3 separate regions of the Homo sapiens genome follow, and regions 2 and 3 are each linked to region 1. A link is a loop called in an ENCODE intact Hi-C map of the cell type or tissue named here. Cell type or tissue: Caco-2. All regions are shown on one strand. Region 1 has its middle 74 kb from the start of LINC01908. Region 2 has its middle 51 kb from the start of AQP4-AS1. Region 3 overlaps CHST9 (carbohydrate sulfotransferase 9).

The links. Peaks named below come from ENCODE experiments on the same cell type or tissue, not always from the same donor. Only the 100,000 strongest peaks of a DNase experiment are listed, where the experiment ranks them.
Region 2: it touches region 1 in a loop (25-fold over the local background); 11 of 110 quality-filtered maps call a loop at or near these places.
Region 3: a loop joins it to region 1, with 3.0 times the contacts of the local background. A loop is called at or near these places in 2 of 110 quality-filtered maps.

What each region holds. Positions count from the first base shown.
Region 1 is chr18:27,293,709-27,301,708 of GRCh38, reverse strand. No RefSeq gene overlaps it. Among named protein-coding and RNA genes, the nearest start is that of LINC01908, 74 kb to the right of the region's middle. In Caco-2, a CTCF peak has its summit at 3,126; no DNase peak of the experiment used is centred here.
Region 2 is chr18:26,810,053-26,818,052 of GRCh38, reverse strand. No RefSeq gene overlaps it. Among named protein-coding and RNA genes, the nearest start is that of AQP4-AS1, 51 kb to the left of the region's middle. In Caco-2, no CTCF peak of the experiment used is centred here; a DNase peak (open chromatin) is centred at 4,812.
Region 3 is chr18:27,132,265-27,140,264 of GRCh38, reverse strand. All of the region lies in intron 2 of CHST9 (carbohydrate sulfotransferase 9), which reads left to right. Among named protein-coding and RNA genes, the nearest start is that of CHST9, 49 kb to the left of the region's middle. In Caco-2, no CTCF peak of the experiment used is centred here; a DNase peak (open chromatin) is centred at 3,934.

The sequences.
Region 1 (8,000 bases):
CCTTCCCACAAAAGTGAAAACCTCCAATAGCATAAATCATTTGCAGTCTGTGACACTAAATTGAACAATTGCTAGTACTCCCAAAATAGCAGTTGCCTTATTATTGGAATGGGCTTAAAGTGAAAAAGCAAAACAGAGACTCCCTCTTCTCCTACTCCTGATGCATACCTTCTGCCAGAATACACACAAAACATCAAATCCCTTATAGTTTCAAATCATAAATCTAATATGGTCCAATTGTGCTTTAGCCTAGTACACCCAACACTTGTCATTGGCCCAAAAGGAGTAGGCATTAATTAATTATAAATAAATAAATAAAATGCCATAAGTTGAATATTAACTAAATGATTCATTTTTCTTCAGTTTTTAGATATTTCCTCCCCCTCTGCAGTCTACTTCAATAATTTTCAGCTATGAATATTTCATGTCCTTCTCCAGTTAATTATTTATGTTGATGAAATATAGCACTTACTATGCCCTTCTAGAATTCCAGGTTGAACACAGCTCCCAGCTATTGCACAAAGAGGAAATAGAGCTCATAGAAGGTTTTGGTTTGTGAAAAAATATTTTAGAGGTTTTCTTAAAAAAAATTAAATATTTCCCAACCCAGTGTATTCCTACAAAGTAATTCCATTTGTTACTTCCGTTCCTGATTGCTGAATATCGCATCATATATTCTTAACAATTTCTAGGCTGGGCGTGGTGGCTTATGTCTATAATCCCAACACTTTGAGAGGCTGAAGTAGGGGGATCCCTTGAGTCCAGGAGTTCAAGACCAGCCTGGGCAACAAAGCGAGACCGTTGTCTCAATTAAAATAAAAAAAAATTGCAACCTCTTACAAAAGAGACTACCAGTCAAATTTCAGAAGTCGGGATAATGCTATAGCTACTTCCCAAATTATAATAAATGATGCAAGACTAAAAAAATTAAACATTTAAGAATCTTTTTGTTTTCAGTATTAAGCTGTTTTCAATCAGAATCTCTAGTTATCAGTTATAGTCCTACCAGAAGTAGTCTTCCTAAAATCCTGGACCAGACTTAGAGAAAAGGAATCTAGTTCTTTACTTAGTGGGGGAGGAAATCTGGGGTAAACAAGTTTAGAAGACTTTTGCTTTCATGGCTTTTCTTCTTAGTGTATCTATTAACAAACAGCTAAATTGATTTCTGGAGAATCTGAGGCCTCATTTTCTGAAATAATACAATAAAGAAAGAAATCACTAAAAATTAGCTCCAATTTAAAAAGAGGAAAATAAACTAGAAGCATGAATATTCCACTCATTGTAAACTGTTTCCAGACGTTATAGGAATTACTGATAGGGCAGATGGCTTGGGTGTCTCCTTAAGAAAAAGAATACAAAATTAGGAAGCTAATGTTACTTAGAATAAGAAAAATGCACAAGAAAGTATAAATTTCTAAAAGTCAACAAATAAACATTCCACAAAAACAACAATACAACATTTTATAAATTAATGACCTACTATACTTCTTTCATGTTTTTATTTCTCACATTTTTTGGCTACATGCTCTTTGATCACCTTTTTATACAACATTGATTTGTTAATAGATTGTTTTTCCTCTAACATGAGTAATGAATTTTTTTAAATTATTGATCATTTGGAAATGTTTCTTCCAGATTCAAATTTGTTTTTGGTACTTTTGATGTAAACTTTTGTGATTGTCATCAAATTTGGAACAAATTCTAATAAATATCATATATACACTTTTTTTTCAAATCAGATATAGATATAGATATACTGTAAGAGTTGGAAGATTTTTTCATGGGTAATCTGCTTTTGCTTCAGCTCATTTTAAACCTTGTTTCTCCTCTGTATTCATCAGGGTTCTCCAGAGAGACAGAACCAACAGGATATATACAGAGAGAGATGAGAGAGAATTTATTAGGAGAATTGGCTTATGTGATTATGGAGGCTGCGAAGTGTCAGGACAGGCCATCTGCAAGCTAGAGACCCAGGGAAGCTGGTAGCATGGCTCAGTCCAAGTCCAAAGCCCTCAGGAACTGTGAAGCCAATGGTGTAAATTCAGTTCAAGGCAAGAGAGCCCAGGGGTCACTTGTGTAAGTCCTGGAGTCCAAAAGCCAGAGAGCCTGCAGTTCTGATGTCCAAGAATAAGAGAAAAGTATACCCCAGCTCCAAAAAAAGAGAGAAAAATCACCTTTTTATTCTATCAAGGCCCCTAGCTGATTGAATAGTGCCTTCCTACATTTAGGGCATATCTTCCCCACTCAGTCCACTGACTCACACTTCAATCCCCTCTGGAAATGCCCTCACAGATATACCCAGAAATAATTCTTTACCAGTTCTCCAGGTAATCCTTAATCCAGTAAAGCTGACACTGAAAATTGACCACCACATCCTCTGTTACCCAAATACTTCTGCTGCGGGGTATCTTCTGCTACATATCTGAGGGTAGGGCTGTTACTATGAGAGTCTGTGAATCACCTAAATACATCCCATAAAAGGGTCCTCAACTCAACTTTTATTTAGCAAGACTTCATAAATGTCCATGGTCACTACAATGACACTCCATTGAAAGTAAATGACTCTGAAGCTCCACTTCATTATTAGCTTTGGGATAAATGATGATTCCCCTATTATTGCCTGGAAAAGAAAGAAAAATATCAACATAATGGAATAGTGACATAATATTAACAAAATGGAAACACTTTACTATGAGCATAACCTTCCAGAGGACAAATATAGGGGATGCTACTATATTCAATATTTGAAATCCAATCAATGCTACATAAATAATGGAAGATAAAGAATATTTTGGATATATTGTGTTAAGCCATAATTAAAAATCTGATGCCACATTGACTACTTTGGTATTTTCAGGTGACCTATCAATTTATTTAATCAATCTAAGGGATCGCCTAAATTATCTCAATGTTATGTTTAGGTTGATAAATGTGAGAAACAGAACAAGTTGAGAAGCAATTTATTTTTGCAAGCAATGAGAATAATGTTTCATCTCATACTATCTGTTTCTCATATGAGGGGTAATTTTGAGAGAGCCAGTTCCTAGAGGAACTCTCCCAGTGTTTTTAAACTTAGTTCCTTTGTACTCTAGATGGAGCACTTCACCTTCTGCTTTCACTGTTTGTTTCATCAAGACTGAGTTACAGTCATGGAGCATTTTGAAAAGGTTTCATTAGAAGGCTTTATTGGTGGTCTTCAAAAATAATGAAGAAATTTCAACTATTCCATACAAAATGGCTCCTCCTATCCATGCCGCCACGCTTATGTGTTTTAATGATTGCATTCCCAAAGCACATTTGACCTTTCGGTTTCTGGTTCACAGCATAAGAAATGAGTGTGTTGCTTAGTTCCTCATTATTTAAGTGGTCCAAGAACATTTCTTTAGAGATTGAAAAATAAAACCAACAATTGGGATTGAAGTTGGCAAGCCTTGTCATGATTAACCCACTCAGTTGGTGTACGCTTGTGCTTGTGGCAATGTCTACATTGGTACTAAATTTAATATCAAAGCTGAATGTTCCAGGAGCAATAGTTTTCAGTAGTTTTGCAGTGTTTTCATTCATTTTCTTTCTTTCTTTCTTTCTTTTAAATTGGATTTAAGTATCCTATAAATTCCCAGTGATAATATGGTTTCTTGTTTCCGGACACATTGAATTAAAAAAAAGTCAGAGCAGAATGATCTTAATATTTTGAATTAGCAAGCAAACTAGCACTATAAAAACACACAGCTTTTTAAATTCAAAACTATAAAGACTCTATATAACTAACGACCCATTTTACTGGACAAAAATAAAATATCTTTTTTTAAAAAGAGGATTCCTATGGCCATACTATAAAGTAACCTAGGATTTATGGGACTTAAAAATAATTATTAATGCTTAGACTAAATTTGTCAGCTTTTTATGTGTTTTGTGCTGAAAGAGTGATTTATTTCCTAAATAAAAGTGAGACGGAAACTTTCCCTGGTGCATTTCTTTTGTGATCCAGGGCACAGGCTAGCTTCACATGCAATAAATTACAGGGGTAAGTACTAGGATTTATTCGGCTCAGCTATATAAAATAGACCAACACCCTTTTCCAAATGGGACTAAGATGCAGCAAAATAGCCGTAATCAGTGCATTCTGCGGCTCCCCAAAATAAAATAGCCATGAGATTGAAAAATAAGCTTCTGTCTTCCAGCTTTCAAAGAAGCCAGGTTTGCCCTGAGTGTTTTCTATAAGGCATGAATGCATTTATCTGAAGTAACTCTTTGGCTGAGGTCAACTAGAATACAATGTCTTTTAAATAAATTGGTCAATACTAGAAAAGCTGAATGCCTTCTGTGATGCCCAAGGCATTGAAACTCACCCTTTGCGCTCCTTTTTTTTTTTTTGAGACGGAGTCTCACACTGTCGCCCTGGTTGGAGGGTTGGAGCGCAATGGCTCAATCTCGGCTCACTGCAACCTCCGCCTCCTGGGTTCAAGCGATTCTCCTGCCTCCGCCTCCTGAGTAGCTGGGATTACAGGAGCCCACCACCATGCCTGGCTAATTTTTTGTATTTTTAGTAGAAACGGGGTTTCACCATATTGGCCAGGCTGGTCTTGAACTCCTGACCTTGTGATCCACCTGCCTTGACCTCCCAAAGTGCTGAGATTACAGGCCCAAGCATTTTCACATCATAATGCTTAATACTCAGTACAGGCATACCTTATTTTATTGCATTTTGATTTATTGTGTTTCACAGATGTTAAACTTTTTACACATTAAAGGTTTTTGACAACCCTGAATGGAGGAAGTCTGTTGGTGCCACTTTTCCAATAGCATGTGCTCAATTAGTGTCTCTGTGACACATTTTGATAATTCTAGCAGTATTTTAAACTTTTATTATTATATCTGTTATGGTTATCTGTGATCAGTAATCTTTGATGTTACTACTGTAATTGTTTTGTGGCACCATGAACAGTCCCCATATAAGACAGTGAACTTAATCAATACATGTTGTGTGTGTTCTGATACCTCCAACGACTTGCCTTTTTTCCATCTTTCTCCCTCTCCTTAGGCCTCCCTATTCTCTGAGCCACAACAATATTGAAACGAGGTTACTTAATAACACAACGATGGCCTCTAAGTGTTCAAGTGAAAGGAAGAGTCACACATTTCTCACTTCCAGTCAAAAGCATTTCTATGATTAAGCTTAGCATGTTGAAAGCTGAGATAGGCCTCTTACATGAAAGAGTTAGCCCAGCTTTAAGTTGACAGTAAAAGATTTGAAGGAACTTAAAAGTGACTACTTGGATGATAAGAAAGTAAAGCAGCCTTATTGTTGATAGGGAGAAAGTTTGAGTGGTCTGGAGAGAAGATCAAATCAGCCACAAAGCCTAAGATTAAACCAGCCACAAAGCCTAAGCCTTAAGCCAAAGCCTAATCCAGAGCAAGGCTCAAACTCTCTTCAAGTCTATGAAAGCTGAGAGAGGTGAGGAAATTAGCAGAGGTTGGTTCATGAAGTTTAAGGAAAGAAGCTGTCTCTAGAACATAGAAGTGCAGAATGAAGCAGCAAGTGCTGGTGTACAAGTTTCAGCAACTTATCCAGAAGATCTGACTAAGATAATCGAGGAAGGTGGCCCGCTATACAACAGATTTTCAATGTAGACAAAACAGTCTTCTATTGGAAGAAGATGCCAGATAGGACTTTCATGGATAAAGAGGAGAAGTCATGCCTGGTTTCAAAGCTTCAGAGGACAGGCTGACTCTCTTGTTAAGGACTAGTGCATCTGATGACTTTAAGTTGAAGCCAGTGCTCATTTATCATTCCAAAAATCCTTAAAACATTCAGGCTATTAAAAATTATGATAAATATACTCTGCCTGTACTCTATAAATGGAACAACAAAGCCTGAATGGCAGCACATCTGCTTAAAGCATGGTTTACTGAATATTTTAAGCCATGGTCGAGACCTACTGCTCAGAAAAAAAGATTCCTTTCAAAATATTACTGCTCATTAACAATGCACCTAGTCACCTGCGAGCTCTGATGGACATGTGCAAGGAGATTAATGTAGTTTTCATGCCTGCTAACATGACATCCATTCTACAGCTGATGGATCAAGGAGTTATTTCAACGTTTGAGTCTTACTGATTAAAAAATAAAATTTGTAAAGTGACAGCTGCCATAGACAGTGATTTCTCTGGGCAAAGTAAATTTAAAATCTTTTGGAAAATATTTACCTTTCTGTATACCATTAAAAGCATTCATGATTCATGGGAGGAGGTAAAAGTACCAACATGAACATGAGTTTTGAAGAAGTTGATTCCAGCCCTCATGGATGACTGAGAAGTTTGAGACTTCAGTGGAGGAAGCAACTGCAGATGTGGTAGAAATAGCAAGAGAATTATATTTCAAAGTAGAGCCTAAAAATGTGACTGAATTGCTGCAAATTCATGATAAACTTGAAAGGATAAAGAATTAGTTTTTATGGGTGAGCAAAGAAAGTGGTTTCTTGAGCTAGAATCTACTTCTCGTAAAGATGCTGAAAATGCTGAAATGACGTTGCTGAAATGACAACAAAGAGTGTAGACTATTACATAAACTTAGTTGATAAAGCATCAGCAGGATTTCAGAGGGTGACTTCAATTTTGAAAGAAGCTCCACTGTAGGTAAATACTATCAAACAGCATTGCAGGCTACATGGACATTTTTTTGTAAAAGGAAGAGTCAGTTGATGCGGCAAACTTTATTGTTGTCTTATTTTAAGGAATTGCCACCACCACCCCAAACGTCAGCAGCCGCCATCTTGATCAGTCAGCAGGCTTCAACATCAAGACAAGGCCCTCCACCAGCAAAGACTACTACTTACTGAAGGCTCAGATGATCGTTAGCAATTTTTAGCAAGAAAGCATTTTTTAATTAAAGAATATGTATATTGTTTTTAGACATGATGCTACTGCACACTTAATAGACTACAGTATAATGTAAACATTACTTTTATATGCTCTGGGAAATGAAAAATTTGTGCAGCTTCTTTCATTGAGATACTTGCTTTATTGCACTGGTCTGGAACTGAACTTGCAGTATCTGTGAGTTATGCCTGTATTGTAATTGCCCGTTTACCTCTCTGTCTCTCACTGGTCCCACCATAGAGATCATCAAAAGCAGATAATGTGTCTTGTTTATCTTTATTTCACCAGTGCAAAGCCTGTGGAAGGCACTCATTAAATATCTATTGGATGAGTGGATGGATAAAGAACAGAGGGATGAATAAAAGTAAAACCATCCAGAGATAGTCTAGGTTTCAAAACCAAGTAATATTCATCTTTTCATAGACAGAGCTGCACACATATTTAAACAGTGATAAACAACTCCCAAAGTGCTTAAAAACTTGTATCTAAAACCAAAAAGAAATTTCTGAAGTTTCTACTGCCAGAAAAGATCACTTTGAGAAAAGGAAATACAAAACAATAGTTATAAATTCTGCTACAAATAACAACTAGGTAAATTCTACTAAGCCCACAACAGTTGTGAGTCTCCCATATTATTATTAATAATAATGTATTATTAATTTTTCTCATACATTTATTTTTCACAACTCTTACATACTTATTTACTAAAGGAAAACTGAGGTGACAGAAAAGTTCTGTAACTTTCTAAGGTCACAGAGTAAGTGGGAGAGTTAGGGCTTGAATTCAGACACTATGACAAGAGTTTATGTGCTTAATCACTAGACAATATTATTCTCTTTAGGTAGAGAAACTAAAAAAGAAGTATTATCAAATTTGACTCACAAAGGATTTTCTGAGTGGGAGCCTGAATTACTGACAATAAAAGGAAAATTATTTTAGAAAAAGAAAAAAGCATCAGTTTCAATTATTTTTATTCATTGAAAAATGAACTTGTTGAAATACTGTGATATCACTTGATATTACTTTATAGCAACACATGGAATAGATTTGTCCAACTGAAGTTACAGATTGTAATTGCTGTGCAAATAGAGGACATTTTAGGCCAAGGATGACAAATGAGTT
Region 2 (8,000 bases), 480 kb after region 1:
ATTCTTCAAGCTGGAAAAAAAGTAATGCTGATTAAAACACATAAAAGTATAAAATTCACTGGTAAAAGTACATGGTTGAATTCAGAATGCTCTAATACAGTAATGGTGGTATGCAGATAACATATCATGACTATGACAGTTAAAAGAAAAAAATTATTTAAAATAATAACATAACAAAAAAATAGTAACAGCTACAATTTAAGGATACACAATACAAAAATATGTAAATTATGATATCAAAAACATAAAATTGGGGGTGGGGTGGGATAAAAGTATAGAATTGTATATGCAATCAAAGTTAAGTTGTTATCAGCTTAAAACAGCCTGTTATAAAGTGTTTTACATAAGCTTCATAGACTATAGACTAGAATACAATAACCTTTAGACTAGACTAAATAGACCTAACAAATATATACAGAACATTTCACCCAGTAGCAATAGAATACACATTCTTCTCAAGAACACATGAAATGTTCTCCAGAATAGATCATATTAAACCATAAAACAAGTCTTAATGAATTGAAGAAGACTGAAATTATATCCACAATGTTATGAAACTAGAAATCAATAACAGGAAGAGCCTTGAAAAATTCACAAAAAGATGGACATCAAACAACATGCTCCTTAACAATAAATGGGCCAAGGATGAAATTTAAAAATATCTTGAGACAAATTAAAATGAACACACAACATAGAAAAACTTATGGGATGCAGCAAAAGCCATTCTAAGAGGGAAGGTTATAGCAATAAACACATACATCAAAAAGAAAAATGATCTAAAATAAATAGCCTCATGTTATGCCTCAAGGAACTAGAAAAAGAAGAACAAACTAAGCCAAAAGTTAGTAGAAGGAGGAAAATAATAAAGACCATAGCAAAAATAAATGAAAGAGAGAATACAGGCAGGCAGGTGGATCACCTAAGGTTGGGAGTTCGAGACAAGCCTGGCTGAAATGGTGAAACCTAGTCTCTACTAAAAATATAAAACTTAGCTGGGCATGGTGGCATGTGCCTATAATCCCAGCTACTCAGGAGACTGAGGCAGGAGAATCACTTGAACCTGGCAGGTGGAGGTTGCAATGAGCTGAGATTGCACTACTGCACTCCAGCCTGGCTGACAGAGTGAGATTCCATCTACTGGGAAAACTGGCTAACCATATGTAGAAAGCTGAAACTGGATCCCTTCCTTACACCTTATACAAAAATTAACTCAAGATGGGTTAAAGACTTAAATGTTAGACCTAAAACCATAAAAACCCTAGAAGAAAACCTAGGCGATACCATTCAGGACATAGGCATGGGCAAGGACTTCATGTCTAAAACACCAAAAGCAATGGCAACAAAAGCCAAAATTGACAAATGGGATCTAATTAAACTAGAGAACTTCTGCACAGCAAAAGAAACTACCATCAGAGTGAACAGGCAACCTACAGAATGGGAGAAAATTTTTGTAATCTACTCATCTGACAAAGGGCTAATATCCAGAATCTACAAAGAACTCAAACAAATTTACAAGAAAAAAACAAACAACCCCATCAAAAAGTCGGCGAAGGATATGAACAGACACTTCTCAAAAGAAGACATTTATGCAGCCAAAAGACACATGAAAAAATGCTCATCATCACTGGCCATCAGAGAAATGCAAATCAAAACCACAATGAGATAGCATCTCACACCAGTTAGAATGGCGATCATTAAAAAGTCAGGAAACAACAAGTGCTGGAGAGGATGTGGAGAAATAGGAACACTTTTACACTGTTGGTGGGACTGTAAACTAGTTCAACCATTGTGGAAGTCAGTGTGGCGATTCCTCAGGGATCTAGAACTAGAAATACCATTTGACCCAGCCATCCCATTACTGGGTATATACCCAAAGGATTATAAATCATGCTGCTATAAAGACACATGCACACATATGTTTATTGCGGCACTATTCACAATAGCAAAGACTTGGAACCAACCCAAATGTCCAACAATGATAGACTGGATTAAGAAAATGTGGCACATATACACCATGGAATACTATGTAGCCATTAAAAAGGATGAGTTCATGTCCTTTGTAGGGACATGGATGAAGCTGGAAACCATCATTCTCAGCAAACTATCACAAGGCAAAAAACCAAACACCGCATGTTCTCACTCATAGGTGGGAACTGAACAATGAGAACACATGGACACAGGAAGGGGAACATCACACCCCGGGGCCTGTTGTGGGGTTGGGGGAGGGGGGAGGGATAGCATTAGGAGGTATACCTAATGTAAATGACAAGTTAATGGGTGCAGCACACCAACATAGCGCATGTATACATATGTAACAAACTTGCACGTTGTGTACATGTACTCTAAAACTTAAAGTATAATAAAAAAAAATTATTAGGTTAAAAAAAAGAGAGAGAGAGAGAATTGAAAAAAGTAGAAAATATCAACAACCCTGAGTTGGTTTTTGAAAGGATAAACTCAGAAAACATTTAACTAGACTAAGAAAGAAAGACTTAAGTAAAATCAGAAATGAAAAAAAGACATTACAACTGATACCACTGAAATACAAAAAATTGTAAAAGACTACCATGCACAATTATATGCCAACAAATCAGATAGCCTACAAGAAATAAATAAATTCCTAGACACATAAAACCTATCAAGACTGAATCATGAAGAAGTAGAAAATCTGAACAGACCAATAAAAAGTAAGGAAACTGACTCAGTCTCCTTAATAAAACGTTTCCCAACAAAGAAAAGCCCAGGACCTGATGGCTTCAGTGTTGAACTCTACCAAACATTTAAAGAACTAATACCAATCCTTAAACTCTTTCAAAAGATTGAAGAGGACGGAGCACCTCCAAACTCATTTTATGAGACCACTATTACCCTGATACAAAAGCCAGACAAGTACACTACAAGAAAAGAAAATTACAGGCCAATATCCCTGATGAACATTGATGCAAAATCCTCAACAAAATACCAGCAAACCAAATTCAACAGCACATTAAAAGGATTATTCACAATGATCAAGTGGGACTTATCTCTGGGATGCAAGGATGATTGAACATACACAAATCAATAAATGTGACATACCTCATTAACAGAATGAAAAACCAAAAACATATAATCATCTCAATAAATGCAGAAAAAGCAGCTGACAAAGTTCAACATCCCTTCAAGATAAAAAGAAAAACTTTCAAAAAAAAGGTATAAAAATGTAGACATTTATCAAAAAAATACATACAAATGGCCAAAACTATATGAAAAAGTCTCAACATTAATTATCAGGGAAATGCAAATTAAAACCACAATGAGATACCGCCTCACACCTGTTAGAATGGCTATCACCAAAAAGATAAAGGATAACAAGTGTTGAAGAGGATGTGGAGAAAACAGAGTCCTTGTGCATTGTTGGTAGGAATGTAAATTAGTAAGCCATTATGGAAAACACTATGGAGGTTACTCAAAACATTAAAAATAGAACTACAATATGATCCAACAATCCCACTACTGGGTATATACCTAAAGGAAATGGAATCAGTATGTTGAAAAGATACTGGCACTCTGATGTTCATTGCAGCATTATTCCCAAGAACCAAGATATAGAATCAACCTAAGTGTTCATCAACAGATGAATGGATAAAGAAAATGTAGTATATACATAATAAAATACTATTCAGTCTTACAAAAGAATAAAATGCTGTCATTTGGTATAGCTTGGATGAACCTGGGCATCATGTTAAGTGCAATAAGCAAGGAACAGAAGACAAATACCATATGATCTCACTGATACGTACAATCTAAAAGAGTCAAACTAATAAAACAGAGAGTAGAATGGTGGTTACCAGGGGTTTGGGGTAGGGGTCAGGGCTGAGGACATGTTGGTCAAAGGATACAAAATTTCAGTTAGACAGGAGGAAGTAAGTTCAAGAGACCTATTGAACAACATGGTAATTATAGTTAATAACAATGTATTATACTCTTGAAAATCACTAAGAAAGTCAATTCTAAGTGTTCTTACCACAAAAAAATAACAATGTGAGGTAATGTGTATGTTAATTAGCTCAATTTAGCTACTCCACAATGTATACATATTTCAAAACTTAGGTTGTACATAATAAACATATATAATTTTTGTCAATTAAAAAACACATTTTTGAAAATAGAAAAAGAAAAGTCATATATATAGCTATGTAATGGAGAATAAATTCTTCAATGAAGACACCATTTGGAAATAAGGAGAGCCTGAGAATATGCTCTTAATAAAAATTTCTTATTGTTATTGTTTTTCAATTTTCTGCTAATAAGGTAACTTCCATAATAGCCCTGCAATAGAATAAGTATGAGTAGAGTAAGTGTTATTATGTGTCACATTTATCAATAGCCATGCATGTTGTCTCAGAAACATATACCTTTTTTCATAAACTAACTTTGATGTAATTTCTACATTATCAGAAGTCAATATAGAATTAATTTTCTCTACCTACAGTACTCCACTTATTCATTCAAAAAATGTCATGAGTGCTTACCTCCAATATTCCAGGAACTCTGACATGTGAAAATTCTTTGTAAAGTGGAAAGTGCTACTCAAATATCAATGCTTGCTTTTCAGTCTGAGCAGCCATTTTCGTGTCTGCTGCCTCCTTAGAGCAGCTATTGACTACTCTCCAGAAAAAAAGAGAATCTGATAGGTTTCACAGAGGTGATAGAGAAATTTCAGCCACTTCCACCTTTTGTAAGTGAATCACATAATATTCTCCATTGTATCCACAATAAAGGCAACAGGACTCATGTAGGTGACCTAACAGGGAAGGGAATGTTGGTTAGGCAGCACCACCTAATGGCTGCTGGACAGAACCTGTATCCTCTTCCTTGAGAACATGGGCTGCTTTATCACTTTTTTGTAGATGGGTTTTAGATACAGGCAGACTAGGCATTACACTATTAATTTTTACCAAGGTCAAAAGAGATACATGACTTTGACCACCTCCTTAAATGCTGTTAGAAATGTGACTGGACAATGTCAGGCATATCAGAATCACTGCCACTTTGCCTACTCAAAGCTAATAGATTTAGGGCACCATGACTAATAAGATGGCATCTTGCTTTCTATTAAAGACACTTCTTTTAATTTCTGCTACAGATGAAGAAAGAGGAAATAAAAGCTACTTAGAATAAACCCTGCTATAACTTAGCATATGTCTGGAAAAGAACTTCAGGGGAAATTCAACTCGAGATTCCCTTCCCAACAATTAATTTCCATGATCATAATGATTGAGATGAGGACTGACGTTATCCCCCACCCCTACTCCCCACCTCCCTCTTCTCATTGTTACACATTGATGTAGAAAAATGCTTTCTTCAGCTCTTTCTAGTCTAACTAGAAGTTATTATCACCCAGAAACAGTAACGCATACTTGTGTGCCAAAAAGGACAAAGGACTGCTTTCATTGGAATAATCCATAAATTCCAACTTCATTACTTCCACATTTCTTTTCTGAAAACAAAAAGAATGATTTAATCAGATAAACACACCTAACTTTATGCCTCTTCCATCCCTCTCACTGCTGCTGAATCTAGTCTTTGTCTTCAGGGCTTTCAATTCCTTGATCTTTACATTATCGCTGAATCCTCTACTACTTTTGTCCATTTTCTCAGTCATACTTTCAATAAGATCGTGGTTTTCCAGGACCCGTTTACCCACCTTCATACTTTCCCTTCTAATTTTTAATCTCACATTCTTCGAGTCAGCCATTTTGCTTTTGAGCCCCATTTTGAATACAGAGCATTACTGAGGGGGAAGTTCACATAACTGAGTAGATGGGATCTGCAGCATGTCCATGCCATCTAATTCCACTTGTCTCTGTCCACTGAGCCATCTCATCAATTATGTATACTGATCCCTATTGAGATTCTCTGTATAGCTCTTTGAAAACTTTTCTACCCTTTGCAAGTCCTCACCAAACTACAGCCATATTATCTGGTTCTTACTTCACTGAGACGCTAGATGACTTCAATTTGAACCCTTTAATTATTCTCTCTTAAATTTCCAATCTCCCTGCTTCTCATGGTTTTCCCCCTTTTAATCACATTCAACCAGAAGTGTCCTCTGAGACTAACCTTTTCCCTCAGGGTTTTATCTCACTCTTTCCCTCCTCGGGTACTTAATAATAATTGCCTCTCCTCACATATTCCGCCTCTCCCTGCCCCTGGGCACCTTCCTTCCTTGGTTTAAAAATACAACTCTTGGCCAGGCATGGTAGCTCACGCCTATAATCCCAGCACTTTGGGAGGCCAAGGCAGGAGGATTACGAGGTCAGGAGTTTGAGACCAGCCTGACCAACATGGTGAAACCCTGTCTCTACTGAAAAAAAAAAAAAAATTGGCTGGTGTGGTGGCGTGTGCCTGTAATCCCAGCTACTCAGGAGGCTGAGGCAGGAGAATCACTTGAACCCAGGATCTGGAGGTTGCAGTGAGCCAAGATTGCACCATTGCACTCCAGCCTGGGTGACAGAGCGAGACTCCATCTCAAAAAAATAAAATAAAATAAAATAAAATAAAAATAAATAAATTATAAAAATACAACTCTTCCCTTGAACCTTTTTTGTCATCAAGATTAAGTCCCATCCCGCTCCTCTTCTTTGTTGAGCTTCTGGAAAGGGTTGCTGTAACTCACTGTCACCACATCCTTCCATCTCTTTAGCCTTCTTATCACTGACTATTGGGTTTTTCAATGGCTTTTGGCTTCTCTAAGGCACCAGTATCCTCCTAATTACAAAATCCAAAGACCTATCCTTGGATTTTCCCTTCTGTCTCTCCTCAGTATCCAGCCCTGTTGCCATCTTCTTCATGAAACCCCTTTCTACATTGACTTTCAGGAACATATTGTCCTTTTACCACCCCAATTATTCCTCCCACTTCCTCTACTTCCTTTGCCTTGAAATTACCTCCAAGGTAACCATGTCCCCAGCACATGGGATACACAGGGATCAATGCAAATAAAACTCTGCCCCAGTTTTATCTGTAGAAGCTAACATTCTAGGGGGGATAAAAAATAACACAGTAATTAGGCAAATCATTTAGCATGTTAGAAGGTGAATCAGGTATAATTATCTCTCTTATAGATGAGAAAATGGACGCCTAAAAGAATGAATCATTTGCATGAGTACATATAATCAGGATCAGGATTACTCCAATCCAGCACCCTGACTCCCATCACCACGCTACACAACATCTCCAATGCCCGAGAAAAGACCTCTGGAAAAGAACTTCCCTCGTAGAAAAGGATTCTGTGCAGCTGAGCCTGACTTTTCCCTACACTTTCCCTAGTGCATATTCCTTCTTTAGGACCCTGACACCACAATACCTAGTCTGGGTAGTATGTTACTCTCCACATAAAATTCCAACCCAAAATAGAAACGAATCACCTAAAGATGGCTTTGTTTTCCTTCACTCGCATAAGAAAGACAGACTGAAATTTTGAAAAATGTCAACACCTAAGGAAAAATGTAACTTAAAAGTATGAAGAAAATACACAAATCATACAAAAAAAGAGGCATGAATACGGTTAATCTTATGAAGTACAGGGTTCTGATTTAGGCAGGAATACCTAAGTGACTCATGCAACCCACCCATTCCATCCTTCCCTCTGCTTTTGGAAAATGTCTATAAATAAGTTCCCCAAGACTTTTGTGTTGTCTACTTCAAAGCTGGGGCACACAGCGGAAGGCAGGCTGAACTCCCATTGTAAGCCCATGATCTGGTCCTTGCAGGTACAAGTCATTAACTCCCCCTCCTATGAAACAGTTATCATTATGCTTCCACTCCTTCACCCAGTCCCCATTAAACTAACGGTCCTACCAAATAAAGTCTACCAAGTAGAAGTTCTCAATAGAATGACAACTTAACTAGGTGAGGATCCATAAAAGTTAGTTTAGTTCAATTAAGCAAACAATTATTCAGCTCCTATTACATGCCAGGTCCTGATACAGAGTAGTCATTTAATCAATATTGGTTGA
Region 3 (8,000 bases), 160 kb after region 1:
AGGGATAAGGGGCGTATCCAAGGCTTTGCATGGCCTTGTTGCAGAGGGGAAAGCCTGGATTTGAACCCAGGTTGTACTGCTACGAGGTCCACGCCTCTGCTCAATGTATCACTTCCATGAAGGAAAAAGGTGAATATTATTATTTCTCTATAGCACAGATGAAGCAAGGGAGACTCAGAAAGTTTAAATGACTTAACCTGTAGCTATAAAGCTACAGGTTTTTGAAGTGTAACCCATACCTAGGTTTTCCTAATTGTCGGAATCCCTGAAAGAGTCTCCTAACCAAAACACTGGATTATGTAGGCATATAATTATAAATGCAGTAGTATCAGTACAGATGTTTTAAAATCACTGAAATTGGTAAATTAAATGACATACAGATGTGTAACTTCTTCTACAAGATTAAATCTTAACTTGAGTTCATAATTTTCCCAAGTGTTGGAAAATTATTTTCCTTGGTTAAGACTGGTAAAACACTTACCATTTATTCTCTTAAATTTTATTTGTAATTTTGATAGAAGTGCTTTCCCTGATTCTTGATATATTTTAAATGAATTATGTAATATTTCATAAACTACTCATGACAAAAAGCATAAATGTAAAAGTCAAGAGTCCTGTAGATAACTATTTCTCTGACGAAAAACTGTAATATTCTTTAAGAAGACTTCCATCTGAAGTTCTGCCTTATACTAGGTTAGTGCTGTGAGTTGAAATTCTGCAGTTTTCTAGGTAGGCAGACATTTATTTTTTATATATATATATATGTGTGTGTGTGTGTGTGTTTCAAATAACATCAGGAGCATTAGGCATTTTTAAAGGCAATCTCTTTTTAAATAAATAAATATATGAATATGTGCTTTGATGTTAAGTTTAAAAAAATGGAAAATCTGTCTTTTGGACACTTTAGAACTGTCACTCAAAGAAACTTTGAAAGATGAGCTGGTTTGGTTCCTGAGACTTTCTATAAGTAATGCTGGTTTTAAAATCTAAATGGCTTTGATCACACATATATTTCAGTTATATATGAGAATTCTTAGGTTTTCTTCGTGTCTTTTATTTGAGGCTTTTCAAATCTAAGATATGGACTATTTTCTAAGCCTCCCTGGTTTTCTTGGGTTTTTCGTATTAAAATAAAATACTTTAGAATCCAAAAAATCTGAAATATGCTCTGATATACTGGTAAAGGATTATGAAAACAGATTTTTTTGGAAGTAAAGAGAAGCTGTATGACAGAGAAATTAAAATCTATCCAATTATGCAATAGAGTTCCATAATACCATCTACTTTTTCAATATCACTATCCATTAATTTATCCATTTCCTAGTGCTAATTTGCAGTATGTTGATATGTTATCACAAATTTTATTTTAGTTTTTTTTTTCGTAGTTGTTACAGGTACAAGTTTTTCATTCAGAAGGATCTTGAAAAATCTCAGATCTCCTGTTTGTTAGCTTTGTAACCCTGGGCAAATTTCTTTGCCTCTCTAAGCCTCAGTTTCCTTATCTGTAAAATGAGGATAGTCATATTTTTCACAGAGGGTTGCAGTGAAGATTAAAGGAGACAATGCTTGCAAAGCACTCAGCATGGTGCCTGGCAAACAGTAATGCACAATGAACGTGAGCTGTTATTATTATCCTGGAAATGACGCAGAACATCTGAAAACTTGCTTTTTCTGAGTTGCCACAATTAAAACTCAGCCACAATTCAGGAAAATTCAATTGTGCCCAAGCTTGTGCCTTGACTGAGTAAGGTTTAAAAAAAAAATGAAGGCTTAGATCCAACTTTGGTTAAATTAGTTGGGAGAAGCTAATTGGCACAGAGCCATTCTGGTTCCTAATGTAGAAGCTGGCAGGAGAAGGATAGGATTGAGTGCATAGAGAGAGGTCATTGTCCAGGGGTATCTCGTGTCCATACAAGCTGCCTCCATGGGCAGAGGAATCACTCATCCAGCAGTATTTCTTGAAGACTTAACAATTGGATGTGCTGAGCACCATGGTGAATACAGGCATGTAATAGTGAGCCAGATATAATCCTTTTTCTCAAGGAGAGTGCAGTCAAATGAATTGTAAGGGAGAAAATGGTCCTGAGTCCAGGCCAAGCCATTGGGACAAAAGGAGGAGTCCTTTGTGACAGAAAAGAGACAGGCCCTCCATTATGGGACAAACTAATGAGTTGCAGGCAGGAGAAGCAGCACAGTCAGTTGTCAGGGATAGAATTGCTGACCAGATAGAAGTGCTAGAAGGAGGGGAGTGGAGGCTGGGCAGGTGAAAGCGTGCAGAGGACCCAGAGGACCAGAGGAGAGCAGGGAGCTATGCGTATGATGCAGCAGTGATGAGGGCTGGTTAGGATAAATCACAAGAATGGCTTGTTGTTTATTTTTTCCCCCAGCTACTGTTTAAGTTTATAAGTGGCACTATTTGTCTAGTTAGAATCTTACTGCTATATGGAACTCATACCAAAAGTCATGGTGTATAACTGTTTCGTATGTGCCGTAAGACAGCTTTGAGACCCTCTAACGACAGAGTCACCATCTCAGCTTTAGATAAGAATTCAAAGATCCTCTTGAATCCACCCGTTTTTTAAAAATACAAATTGGATTATATCACTCCCATGTTTAAAATTTTTCAATCATATTTCATTTCCTTTAACAAAACCTTCTCCCCAGAGCCCACAGCTGTGTGAGCTGTAGCCACTGCCTGCCTCCTCAGCCTCATTCTCCATTCACTCACCATGCTTCTGGAGCTGCCTCTCTTCCTCTGCTAAACCAAGCCCTTTGCTGACTGGATGTGCTCAGTTTCAGGAGCCTGGGATCCCTTCTGTCCTCTCACCTGTCAGGGCTTGGCTCATATGTCACCTTCTTTGATCACCCCCACAGTCAATCAGTGCCTCTTTCTCTCTCTCTCTCTCTATACACACACACACACACACACACACACACACACACACACACACACACACACATATATAAATAAATCAATATATACAGATTATATAATTATGCATATAAATCAATATAATCAATTATGAGTCAATATAATTAATAAATAATAAATTATATATTCATTATATGTATAAATCAATCTCTCCTTCTTATTCATTTTCTTCAGAAAAATTATCACAATCAGCAATTGACTCCTTAATTATTTGTTGACTTATTAATTGTCTGTATCCTTTCCTATTTTATGAACTCTGTATGGACAGAGAGCTCATAACTTGTGTTAGAAATACTCATATGTAACAACATTTTCTATCAAGTAATGAAGAGTTATATGCACATATTTTAAAACATACAAAGCAGTAAAAATCAATACAGATTGCATCTAATAGTTTACATTATATATTTTCCTGAGATTTTCCAGAGTCAAGTTTAGTTTGAGCCATTCCAAACTGAAACCATTTCCTCAATGTAGCCTACATTACAACAATCTGTCCAAATAACTTCTAAGCATTTCTATCTAGGACCAATACTTTTTTAGCTATTTATTTATAACAATTTTACATGTTTACTTAAAACTCAGAAACTTCTTTAAAAACTGTATTAAAAAAGCTTTTTGTAGACAAGAATGGAAGCGTTATAGTTTAGCAGTTATTGGGTCCCAGGCAATGCTCTAAACACATCACACCCACTATCTCATTTAATCCCACAACAAGTCTGAGATAGGTACCATTAGTATTCCCATTTTTCAAGACAAGAAAACTGAGGCTAAGCAAATAAGAAACCAGAAGTCTGATTCAAGCCGCCTCATTCTAGGACTCCAACTAAGCCACCCTGCAGTGTGCAGAGATGGTGAGCATTGTAGAGTCATGCTAAGAGAAGGCACTAGAGAAAGACACAGTGCACTGGCCAGGCAGTGGGCAGCCTGGGCAGTCACTCCAGGTGCAGAATGACACTCCGTGCTTCCAGACCACACCACATTCCTGGGATGCCTCGCTGTGCCACAGTAGGTCATCACGTGTTTCCTGGTTGTGCAACCTTTCCTGGGTTCCTGTGAAGCCTGATCTCATTTCCACAAGTAAGCCTTCTCCATTGCTCTGGATAAACTATGGTATCTCCCTTTCTTGCCCCTCAAAAGCCTAACACTCAAGTAAACTCAAAAATATTATCCAATCCAATAGTTGTTCTCAAACTTCAATGTACATCAGCATCCCCTTAAGGTTTGGTTAAAACAGACTGTTGGGTTCCACCCCCAGAGTTACTGATTTACTAGATCTGGGATGAGGCCCAAGAATTTGCATTTCCAACAAGATTTCTGTGGACCCTGATGCTGCAGATCCAGGGATTATATTTTGAGAACCCCTGATCCAGAGTCTCTGTACCCAAAATGTGGAAAGCAGCAGAAGCAACAGCGTCACGTGAGACTTGTTAGAATTGCAGACCCTCAGCACCCACACAGGTCTGCTGCATGGGAATCTGCATTTTAATAAAACTCTCAGGTGGTTGCTGCACATGGTGAAGTGAGAAAAGCAGTTAGATCAGTGGTTCTCACCAGCTGCTTGAGAAAGACCAGACGTTTTAAGGAACACGTGCCTTGGTCCACACCCTGACATGTTGATTTTGGTTCCTGGCCTCCTCCCCAGAGATGCTAATTTGCCAGGCTGGGAGTGCGGCCCCGATACGGGGATTTTTAAAATCTCCCCAGGTGATTTTAATATTCAGTCAAGGTTATGAACCACTGACCCAGAGGTACTGACTTTGGCTGATTTATTGGCACTTCCTCTTACCTCTCACTCATCTACAAGGCATGCACTAGAAGAAGAAAGAGTGGTCACTGTAATACTCTTATTAAGCTGACAGAAGAGGAGAAAGACTGTAAATAACATTATGTCTGAGGTCTCCATTTTCACCAAGACAGGCTTCAAGTTATAAAAAGTTGAACAATAAAGTGAGACCAACAAAGTGAAATTATTTCTAAACCCAGAAAATATTACTGCAGTATGGATCAGCTGACCCAGCCAAGGAATCAGACAGAAAAATATACTCTTCCCAAACAAGTATTTGTTCCCAATATGAAACGGTTCACTACTGCTTCCCTTCCTTTTAAAGCACTTTTTTGTCCCTTGTTTTGTGTTATTTTTAAATTTTTTTAATTGACAAGGAAAAATTGTATACACTTATGGTACACAACATGATGTCTTAATACATGTACACCTTGCAGAACAGTCAAATCAAGCCACTTAACATATGCATACTCTCACATACTAATTTTTTTGTGGTAAAAAACACTTAAAATCTCCTCTCTTAGCAATTTGAAAATATACAGTATAATATATTGTTATTAACTATAGCCAGCATAGTGTACCATAGATGTCTTGATGTAATTGTCTCTGTCTAACTGAAATTTTTTGTTTTCTGACTATCTCCCCAGAACTCAGAAACTTTTTACATTTTTCTTGTATACTTCTAGTTAGATTTTTTTTCCTGACTTTTACCAGTTTTTTTCTGATTTATGTCAAATAAGTACAATGTCTGAATTTAGGATTCAGCATTAACATCTAAGGTCAATAATTTAGCTATGAATTATCATTGCTAAGGCTTAGCAATGCTAAGGCACATAGCAATGTGCCTATAAGAGAATTATATAAATATAACCCCACCTTTTAAAAACTCATTGTCACCAATCCATGCTCTGTAGGACCCTGGTCCTGAACTTATTTTGCCTGAAAATACTCTTTTTTTGGTCAGTGATATGACCTTTTGGTAGGTCGAGGTTCTATTCAAATCCTACATGCTACTAGCAGTGGCAAGTTGGCCAGAATAGATGGTGACTTGTACTAGTTTTTGTTTTGTTTTGTTTTGTTTAAGCACATAAACATCAGTAGTCCTGGTTGTATTTCAACCCTCCCACTTTGTATGAAAATGAAAAGTAGTAGCTGCAAGCTTCTGATTTCAGGCAAAGTAAAGCCACCTTATTGCTTTTTCTCAGATAATTGATTCTGGTCTGTGCATCTGGTGTTTCTAAGGAGACTTCATCTTGCTTTTTTTTCAAACTAAGTACACTTTCTCTCTCTACATTGAAGCATATTTTTGGCATATAAAGTTTTGTTTCTAGACTGGACTGATATAATTCTTTTCCCCTGAGCCTCTCTGATGAGAGAGTCTGTTCTTTTCCTTCAAAAACCAGGCCGTTCATCCTGATTGCGATGTTGCTGTTTTGAAATTGTATTTTCTTTCAGGTTATCTCTGTATACCTGAACTAGAACAAAGCCATTTTTTACATAGAAGGACTTTATGTTTACTGTCAATCATATACTCAGGGAAATAAAATTGCTTTTCTTTAAAAAGTCACTGATTTGAATTACTTTCTCCTATATCTGTAAGTGTGGCAAACAATTTTTTTAATCAAATGAGCACATGCTCCTGCTGCCCACTTCTGGACAGCGCCACACCTCGTCTTCCCATTATGTGATTATTCCCATGTCACGGCTGTTCCCTCTTCCTGGAGCACGTTTCCTTGGCCATTTCCATGGCTGACTTTTCTGAATCCTTCAGGGTACAGCTTCAATATCACCTTCCCCAAACATCCTATGTAAAGTGGAAGTTTTCTCTCTCTGCAGCTGTTTCATTGTTTTTTAAAATTTACTTCATGGCACTGATCTCAATTTGTAATAATTCCTTTTGTTTGCTTACATATGCTCTGCATCTCCCAGTAAAATGGAGGCTTCCTGAGGGCAGGAAACTTGTATTTTGGTCACCAGTGTCCCACAGCTGCCCCTGCTTCCAGATGCACATTTCAGTCCTCACCTTGCCATGTACCCCAGCAACCCTATTCACTCAGCCAATTACAACTCAACTCTGTGGGCTCTGTCTTAACTCTCTGCCCTAGCTTTTTGAGTCTCTTGTATTCTTACGTGCTGTCCCCTGCTTTTGCCCGATACCCCAGAAGTGAAGGAGTCATGGATGTCAAATTGCTTAAAGTCTTCTGAACCTGAATAACATGCAGCAGCCAAGCTTTGCAACAAAGTCGATCCCATCAACATAGATGTTTAACATCTAGTAATATATTGAATGTGTTTGTTCTCCCAACATGTTTTGAGCACATATAAACAATGATGCACTTGCTATCTACGAAGTGGTACCAGGAACTGCCATATTACAATGTAACCCTTCATTAGTTCTGTTGGCAGGTACCTGGCCAATGCTAGACCTGTTATTCCTAGTGTACCACACATGATGAGCACAGTAAATTTATCGTCCAGGGGATGGGAGGCTAATCCAAGCCTGGCCAGTGATTCCCTTTCTGGGCATTCTGGCTTTTGAGACTTGGAATATAGGCTGAGTACCTGGACTGTCTGATGCAAAGGTCAGAAGCTTGTTCAGCTGTTTTCTACCAGGTGGACCAGAGCAGCTGAAGATTCTAGGCTTAGAGCAAGAGAAAGAAGAAAAGCAGACAGGAAGAAAGGAGCAGAGTTATATAAAGGGAGCCCCAGCAAATGTTGGGGTCCCTTGATCCATTTACTCCCAGACCTAACACTATTCCTACTCTTTCTTAATCTTCTTTCCTACCCACGGTGAGCACTCATCTGTCTCAGAGAAGGCTTACTGAATTTCAGAGGGGCCTCATAATGGACCCCATTTTCTCTATTTACCTCTTAGAGTAGAGGGTAAAGCAGAGGATGGCGCAGAGCAATCCTTCTTCACTGTTTTTAATTCATTTTACACCACAAACCCCAAGGTATTGCCTTGTTCACTCCTGTGCCCTACGACTGAGCATGGTGCCTGGCACATAGTAGATGCTCAGTAAGTCTTTGCTGTATGAGTGAATTCACCCCAAAACTAAGCACCTAAGCTAAGGAAGACAAGTGAAGCTGGTGTTTAACTCGATTTTTCAGAAGTTAAATTGCTTGGTTTGGGGTGGGGTGCAGATTTTCTCCAGGGATATCCTGAAATGTCTTCGTTGAGGTCAGAAATGTGTTATCTGCAGTTTATTTTTCCTTTTGCAATACAGTATTTTGTTTGAATAAAACAGTGGATCATCATTTAGCTGACATGTTGTGAAGAAA